2 separate regions of the Homo sapiens genome follow, and region 1 is linked to region 2. Evidence: read pairs that join two places in POLR2A ChIA-PET (ENCODE). Cell type or tissue: Panc1. All regions are shown on one strand. Links, peaks and the distances in the headings refer to the core of each region. The heading gives the core; the rest is flanking DNA.

Region 1 (4,394 bases), core at 219-4,218, 370 kb before region 2:
CTGCTCACTGTTCCAGATCTCAGGATCTTCACTGAGTGTCCTGAGTGATAAATACATGAGTGTCACTGTTACAAGTATTACACTCATGTATTTATCTCATATTGTCTTCTGAATTATAATGCCATTTACCCACATTATTGATGGACTTAAAAATATTAATACGCAGCCTCACTGGTAAATGTCTTTATTTTGGTTTTTAAGAATTTTTTTTATTTTATTATTATTATTTTTTTTTTTTTTGAGATGGAGTCTCTGTCACCCAGGCTGGAGTGCAGTGGCGTGAACTTGGCTCACTGCACTCCCCACCCGCTGGGTTCCAGCAATTCCTCTAGCTCAGCCTCCTGAGTAGCTGGGATTACAGCCACCCGCCACCATGCCTGGCTAATTTTTGTATTTTTTTAATAGAAATGGGGTTTCACTATGTTGGCCAGGCTGGTCTCAAACTCCTGACCTCAAGTGATCTGCCCACCCTGGCCTCCCAAAGTGCTGAAATTACAGGCGTGAGTCACCAGGCCCAGCCTGATTTTAAAGAATTAGATTGAATTAAACATAAGCTCATGGTTGTCTCATGATGCTATTAAGCAGACGATGATTATCTCACTGTTCACTTTTAGTTAATTTATTAAAATTTTTTTTTGTGTCTGCATTTTAAAAAATTGGTAACATAGTTCTACATATTTTCAGGGGTATATGTGATATCTTGATACATATATAGAACATGAAATGATCAAATCAGGATAATTGGGATATCCATCACCTCAAACATTTATCTTTTCTTTGTGTTGGGAACATTACAATTCTTCTCTTCTGGTTTTTTGTTTCTTGTTTTTTTTTTTTTTGGAGACGGAGTCTCACTCTGTCACCCAGGCTGGAGTGCAGTGGCGTGATCTCATCTCGCTGCAACCTCCGCCTCCTGGGTTCAAGTAATTCTCCTACCTCAGCCTCTCAAGTAGCTGGGATTACAGGTGCATGCCACCACTCCCAGCTAGTTATGTATTTTTAGTACAGACAGGATTTCACCATGTTGGCCAGGCTGATCTGGAACTCCTGACCTCAGGCAATCTGCCTGCCTCAGCCTCCCATTCTTCTAGCTATTTTGAAATAAATAATAAAATTATTTAGAAAAATTTTAATAAACCTTATTTTGTAGAGCAGTTTTAGGTTCACAGCAAAACTGAGCAGAAAGTACAGAGAGTTCCCATATAGCCCCTGCCCTGCCCACACACAGACTTCCCCACTGACAACATCCTGTGCCTGAGTGGTACATTTGTTATAATCAGTTAACCTATGTCAACACATGCTGTCACTCAGAGTTTATAATTTACATCAGTGTTATATATTCTTAGTATTACACATTCTGTGGATATTGACAAATGTGTAATGACGTGCGTCCACCATTGTAGCATCATACACAATAGTTTCACTACTCTAGAAATCCTCTGTGCTCCAGTTATTCATCCCTACCTCCCTCTAAGCCCTGGCAACCACTGATCTTATTACTTCCCCCAGTCACATTTCCTCCATGTCATTTTATGGCTTTATCAAGCTCATTTCTTTCCAGTGCTGAATAATATTCCATTGTCTGGATGAACCAAAGTTTATCCATTCACCTACTGAAGGACATCTTGGTTGTTTCCAAGTTTTGGCAATTATTAAAGCTGTTATAAACATCTCTCCCTTTTTATACATTATAGTCTCACCACAGGAGATGTAGTGCAGCTGGCTCTGCTGGCTTCTAATTTCACCAACTTGGTCAAAAATTACTTAATATTGAAGTTTTATTTACACATGTTATATTCAGCATGTAAGAATCCTGAAACCTAAATTTCCTTGGAATATCTTTCAGATGGGTTTTATAGGCAAGTGAATCAAATCAGTGGAGCTCACAATACCTCAGACAAGCAAACCCCTTCAAAACCCAAGAAGAAACAGAATTCAAAAGGACTTGCTCCTTCTGTGGTAAGGTTTTACAGATGTATACATGTGTGCAGATCTTATCTGTAGGATAGAATAAATGGGAGGCTATTGATTAAGTGAATGAGAATCTTCATGATTCTCATTTGATATCAGTGGTTTATTGCTTATTCAGTACCTACATTTGTGGTTCTCAAATTTTAATTTTTGGTTCTTCTGAATTATAATGCCATTTACCTATATTATTGATGGAATTAAAATATATGTAGCCTCGTTGATAAATATCTTTAAATTTATTTTGGTTTTAAAGAATTAGATTGAATTAAACATAAGATGTTGTCTCATGCCATTAAGCAGAAAGTGGTTTTTTTTTTTACAATTTCAATATCTACATTTTAAAAAATTGATAACATAATTTTACATATTTTGGGGGGTACACTATGTATAATGATCAAATCAGGGTAATTGAGATAGCCATCACTTCAAATACTGTGTGCATCAGAGTTGCCTGAGGCACATGTTGAAAATTCACCTTACTCATCCCTAAAAATCTCTCTACACACACAGACACAAACACACACACACAAACACACCCCTATAGTATAGTGGAATTCATTAGGAAAAGTGGGGGAGGAGTAGTTTGAAGAAGCATATTAAGTACTGTGATGCAGTTTTCTAAGGGGAAAGAATACCTGTTGTTTTCGTAATACAAACTACAGAAAAATATGTTTTTTGTTTTGAGACAGAGTCTCGCTCTGTCACCCAGGCTGGAGTGCAGTGGCGCAATCTTGGCTCACTGCAAGCACCGCCTCCCAGGTTCACACCATTCTCCTGCCTCAGCCTCCCAAGTAGCTGGGACTACAGGTGCCCACCACCACGCCCAGCTAATTTTTTGTTTTTTTAGTAGAGACGGGGTTTCACCGTGTTAGCCAGGATAGCCTCAATCTCCTGACCTCGTGAGCCTCCCAAAGTGCTGGGATTACCGATGTGAGCCACCACGCCTGGCCAGCTTATTTTTAAGCATTTGACAAAATATTGTTAAATATATTGAGAAACACATGGGTAGAACATAGTACCACTCTAATAACTTACAGTCAGAGCTCAAACAATGCCCATAATATATCCTTTTTCTTTAAAAAATTGCCCTTTTTCTCACTTTAATGTAATTTTTTTTTCATATTCCTGGTGTGTAGGGTACAAGTTAATATTTTGGGGGAAGTATGACTGCTAAGACATTAAGACTTAAAACTATACACCGTGAACAGGACACAAGCATGAATGGAAGCAGATAGTAGAGGCCATATGAAGTTAAAACGAGTAGCATTTCAGACATTTAATCTGGTTCTGAGCCAAGATAACTTGTTAAGTAATAGCAATTAGGAGGTACGACTCCACTGGGCCTCTTTTTCAGGGCATGAAATAATCTTTTATTCATAATTCTTTTGATACTCCTATATGATAATCTAGGTAGACAGCAACATTTTAGAGATTAAACTGGCACAAGAAAGTTAAATAAGTTTCCTAAGGATACACACAGCATATTAGTAGGGCTGAGTCTAAGTAGATGCAGTAGGCTCAGACGAGCAAAATCTTTTAGTCACCAGTTTGTTTTTTGAGTATAAGTTGAAATATTAACACTGTATACTAAAACTTAATGATCCTTGCTAAAATTACCTCTTGGTCAGCATATATATCTGATCGAGATCATTAGACAAGACTTCATCTAAGTCAGTCTGGGGAGAAAAGTCGTTTTTTAGCACCTTGTTCCCTTGATGGTAAAGATTATGATGCCCAAGATAGAATCTTCTTCTTTTCTTGTGCTATCAGGATTTCCAGCAAAGTGTTACTGTGGTCCTCTTTCAAGACGAGAATACCTTAGTCTCAGCAGGAGCTGTGGATGGGTAAGAGTCTATTTCTTTTTTCTTCCGACGAGATCTTTTTTATGAGATTGTGATGAGGCAGTCACATAGTCTCATTATAATTGAATGTGTGTGCTTTCAACTGTCAACATAGCAAGTACCCCAACTGAGGAAAGGAGCTATAGATCACATTGGAAAATACCTAGTTGAAGGACTCTTGCTGGATAATTAAATGAAAGAATACATGTGTCACGCTTAGCACATTGTCTAGCACATAAGAGCAGTGGTAGCTGCTGTTGCTATCTTAGAAAAGAAGCTGGCTGGGTAGCTTGCTTGCCTTATGCAATATAATTTAGTCACTAATTCTCATTTTGAAGAGTAAAATTTCTGTTACTTTGGGTTTTGTCTTTTTCAGGTTTAAGAATATCCTAAAAGAAGAAATCTGATTCTGGGGATGTAATTGACATTTCTGGGAGTAATCTAACTAGATTGATGATAGTAAGGTCTAATGACTTTCACATACCTGTCATCCATGATTAGTCTGAATTCTTGGCTTCCAAATAAGTCTGCTCTGTGATGCTTGTTGATTGTGTTGTAGAATATTAATTCTATGCAAATGGA
Region 2 (4,394 bases), core at 146-4,145:
CTTATTCAATGCTTCTTTAAATTTAACACGTTAATTTTCTAGATTTCACCTTTTTCTGGGACTTAGAATTATGTATGATTGGTCCTCACTATACAGATGCTTTCTGACTGGCTAGCTCTCTACTTTGGGCAAAGGGATCCTAATGGTTAGGCAGGAATATCATCGCTTCTGTTCAGCTTGAAGTTACTGAAGATGGATCTCTGTCCCCCTGCACCCCTTAGGATTAAAGGTCTCCTTGTAAAAAGGAGGAGGGAATTATGTCAGAAGTGTCCTAACCAGAGTGATTCCATCTTGAATAAAGGTCAGATAAAGCCAAACCTGCTGGGCGACTTTCCCAGGAAGATAGGCACTCTTCACAAGATGTTTATGGTTGAGGAAATGAGATAATGGAAAAAGGCATTCTTAGTTTAAAAATGAGTTTCACTTTAAAGATAACAGTACACCCATAAATTCTCCCTGAAGTCAATAGTTACACAAGAGAATAACAATACTAATAGTCTGTAACAAGCTGATCATAGGCTTTTGTAATGAAGTACGCTAGTTTTAGCCCTATAAAAGCAAGCATTACATTGAAGGCAGAGGTGCTCCTATATAAACAATACTTGCTTAGTACTACTTCAAAGCAAGGATACTACTCAGAAACACAGTAGTACTATTATTAGAAATGGAGTAGTTTCTAATGAACTATTTTAACTACTATGCTCTGCGACTTGCCCTGATTCTTTGCCGTGGACGTCTAAGAACCTGCTCTTGGGTCTGGAATGAGACCCTTTTTCTGTTAATTCCTCTATTCCAGTCTTGAAAGTAAAAGCCAGTCTTGAAAATAACCTGTGAAGCCCCCAAGATCCACCCCCACTCCCTTACCCGCTTCCTTCCTGACTTCACCTACCCCTCTTACCTTCCCTTGATCCTCCAGCAAGCCGGGCATCCTCATTCCTCCGCATTTATGCACCTGATCCTTTGACCAAAGTGCTCTTCCCTCTAGACCGCCTCCTTCGCCTCCTGTAGATTTTTATGCAAATACCCTGTTCTCAGTGAGGCCTTCCCTAACCTGCCTATTTAAAATGACCATCCCCATAACCGGGCACCGTTCCTCACACCTGTAATCCCAGCACTTTGGGTGGATGAGGTGGATGGTTCACTTGAGGCCAGGAGTTCGAGACCAGCCTGGCCAGCATATAGTGAAACCTCATCTCGACTAAAAATTAAAAAAAAAAAAAATTAGCCAGGCGTGGTGGTGGGTGCCTGTAATCCCAACTACTCTGGTGGCTGAGGCAGGAGAATCACTTGAACCCGGAAGGTGGAGGTTGCAGTGGGCCGAGATGGCGCCACTGCACTCCAGCGTAGGCGACAGACTCCGTCTCAAAAATAAATAAATACATAACAATAAAATAAAATAAAATGTCCATCCCAGTGCTCCCTATCTCTTTGCCCTACTTTTTCTCCCTAGTATTTACCACCATCTAACATACTACTTAGCATCTTATTGTCTATCTGCCCACACAATGTAAGCTTCACGTGGGCGTGGATCTGTCTTGTTCAGTGGTGAGTCCCCAGTGACCTGGTACATGGAGGTACTCAAAAATATTTGTTGCATAAAGTAATGAGCAAAGTTTGGCACAAATGTTAGCTATTATTATTTCAGGGCGTATCGGTAACAGCACCCTACCCTTTGCAAAAATCTCCTTGGGAACCAGAAACTTAAACACAACCAGGAAGAAAAAAAATCAGCCAAAAATAAAAGCGAATTAAGACAGTTGGGGTCTTATTTTAGAAATATACCTTTCTAGGTTCTGGTATGTTGGGCTCTGTCATCTTTCTACCTGATCAAGGAACCACTGTGACATTTTTTGGTAACTTCCAGTCTGTAGTTTGGATTTAGGAGTTCAGGATTCCAATCCTAATTTCCAGGTTCCAGCTGCGTGGCCCGAGTAGCCCGGCCAGCCCCACCCCGGGGCGCAGGAGGCGCGCGAAGGGCGGGAGTTCTCGGGTCCCCGCCCTCGGGGAGGCTCTGGGCGCGGGGCGGGACTCCGGGACGCTGGGCGGGCGTGCTAGGGCCCCGCCGCCCTGGCCCGGCCTTGCCTTGCGCTGCGCGCTCACCATGGTGGGCCCCGCGCCGCGGCGGCGGCTGCGGCCGCTGGCAGCGCTGGCCCTGGTCCTGGCGCTGGCCCCGGGGCTGCCCACAGCCCGGGCCGGGCAGACACCGCGCCCTGCCGAGCGGGGGCCCCCAGTGCGGCTTTTCACCGAGGAGGAGCTGGCCCGCTATGGCGGGGAGGAGGTAGGCGGGGGTGTCGCGGGCCGAGGGACCCGGGGTGGCGTCCGATCTGCGGCGAGCCGAGCGGGGACCCAGGAGGCGCCGGCGGCCCAGGAAGCTCTGGGGGACGCGCGGCCCGCGGCGGGCGCCCTGGGCCGGCGGGGGGCCTCCTCTCTCTAGGCCCCGAAGGATGGCCGAGGGGTGAGGACGAGTCCTCAACAGTCGGAGCGCTCCGCTTTGCCCGCACACCCCACCCTGAACTTCTCCCTCGGTCCCCGGGAGATTTCCCCTCTAGCCGCCTTTTCGTTGATGATCTGCGTACAGACCTCAGAACTTTTTGGTTTTCATGTTAGCATCAGCCGAGGCGTTTACTGTGCCCACGCATAGTGGGGAGTGGCGGGGGACGGAGGGAGGGAAGCAGAGCCTGCTCCCTGGGTTAGGTGGGAATTGAGACAGGTCCTGGGATAAGCCAGTCTTTGCCTGCACTTCCTTTTCCTGCCCCTGTATCCCAGGCCTCTGCATCGGACTCCTCAAACCCACTTTTAGGTCATGTACCCCTGGGGCTCAGCCAAAGCTGGAAGTGAGCGCAGAGGGTGGACTGGAGGTTAGAGACCCCCACAACCCCCCCGCCACACGTCAATAGAGACCCCCCCGCCCACACACACCCACACACGTCAATAGTCTAGAGGCGTCCAGAAAACTCACAACCACCTGCCCACCTGGGTTGGTTGGGACTGGAGCCGCACGACAAGGACCAACAGGGGGCTGATATTAGATGTGGAGCGGGGGAACGGCATTGGGGGGAGGTCATAGTACCATAGTATTTCAGAGCTGGCAGGAACCCATCTCCTGCTTTTACACATAAGGAAACTGAGGCCTGCCACCTGTTAGTGGTAGAGCAGGAAGAGGCCTGATGTTTTTCAAAACCCTCTGGCCTGGTCTCGCTAATTCCTGAGTTAATTGGCCTTATATGGACTAGGATTGCATGGGGGTATCAGAAACCTGGCCCTTAGTCAGTGATGCCAGTTTGGGCATCATTTGTGAAGGGGCCATTTAGAACCATGAGTCAGTGAGGACACCGAGGGAGGGAGACATGGCTGGGATGTGAGGATGTTAAGGGATGCCTTTTTGCCGGTAGCAGAGGGAACCAGATGGTTCAGAGTCCAGGCATCCGTGCAGAAAAGAATTAACATGGCAGGCCTGCTCTCCTTAGAAAAGCCTACTTGCAAGGGTGGGACTTGTCTAGTGTCTGGATTTCTCACCCTTCCCTACCCAATAACGGTGGACTCACTTGCCTAGGCCGTATATACAGATGGTGTGGTTAGTATTGAACACTGTATATGCTAGGCAGAGGGTGCCCCATGTGACCAGCCCCCAGTGAAAACCTTGGGTGCTGAGTCTAATGGGCATCTCTAGCAGAGGAATGTTCTGCCAGAAGAATGGCACATACTGTCAAGTTTTGTTGCTGGGGGAAGAGTGTGCTCTTCCTCATGGGAGGGAGAGAGCATAGGAAACCTGCACATAGATTCCCCTAGATTCTCCCTCTGTGTTTTTCCTTCCCAGCTGTGAGTAGAACTATATGCTGGGTTCTTGGAATCTTCCTTCTAGGGACTCTCCAACTGACCCGATGATCTTTGGGACCACTGGCACAAGAATCTAAGGAAAGAGAGAGTTCACCACTGAGGTTACAGCAAGAGTGCCAGAACTGCAAGATGAGGACTGAGAAAAGACCCTTGGTTTTTTGATGTTGATGTTATAGATTGAAATTTAACTGAGAGAGAGAGGACCTTGAGATGGAAACAGGGGTAGGAAACAATTGTTTTGGGAGTGGAGCCTGAGGATCTCTGTAGGTGGAAGGAAGGAGCCAGAGAGAGGAGGGGAGCGAGGGACGAGAGAGGCAGTTGAGTGCAGTGGGTTCAAGCTGTGCTGCGCTGTTGTTTGACCTAGATTGTTCTGGTCTATGCCTGTTATCCAGGGATAATTATTAATAACACCCTTTCACTCAGAAGTGTGACAATTTGTATAATACATTGGATCATACCTGGTTTTGAGTCCCTGTTCTGCTGTGTGATTTGGGGCAAATTACTAAACCTCTCTGAGTCTCCACTTTGTTCGTAAGATACTTGGATTAGTCCAGGTT

What was found. Peaks named below come from ENCODE experiments on the same cell type or tissue, not always from the same donor. Only the 100,000 strongest peaks of a DNase experiment are listed, where the experiment ranks them.
Region 1: POLR2A ChIA-PET joins it to region 2 with 5 read pairs; 5 of 35 experiments call an interaction of 5 or more read pairs at or near these places.

Annotation. Positions count from the first base shown.
Region 1 is chr1:212,063,071-212,067,464 of GRCh38, forward strand. DTL (denticleless E3 ubiquitin protein ligase adapter) reads left to right here. Exons shown (of 15, transcript NM_016448.4): 7 at 1,847-1,959; 8 at 3,742-3,815. Among named protein-coding and RNA genes, the nearest start is that of MIR3122, 12 kb to the right of the region's middle. In Panc1, for the core only: a CTCF peak has its summit at 226; no DNase peak of the experiment used is centred there.
Region 2 is chr1:212,430,843-212,435,236 of GRCh38, forward strand. NENF (neudesin neurotrophic factor) reads left to right here and starts at 2,078. Exons shown (of 4, transcript NM_013349.5): 1 at 2,078-2,278. The coding sequence starts at 2,102. It overlaps LOC105372906 (a long non-coding RNA gene), which reads right to left and starts at 1,975. Exons shown (of 3, transcript XR_922577.4): 1 at 1,783-1,975; 2 at 899-1,002. RefSeq lists a cis regulatory region at 153-440, a silencer at 1,864-2,423 and an enhancer at 2,584-2,673. In Panc1, for the core only: no CTCF peak of the experiment used is centred there; a DNase peak (open chromatin) is centred at 1,899; H3K4me3 peaks cover 2,364 bases; H3K27ac peaks cover 1,284 bases.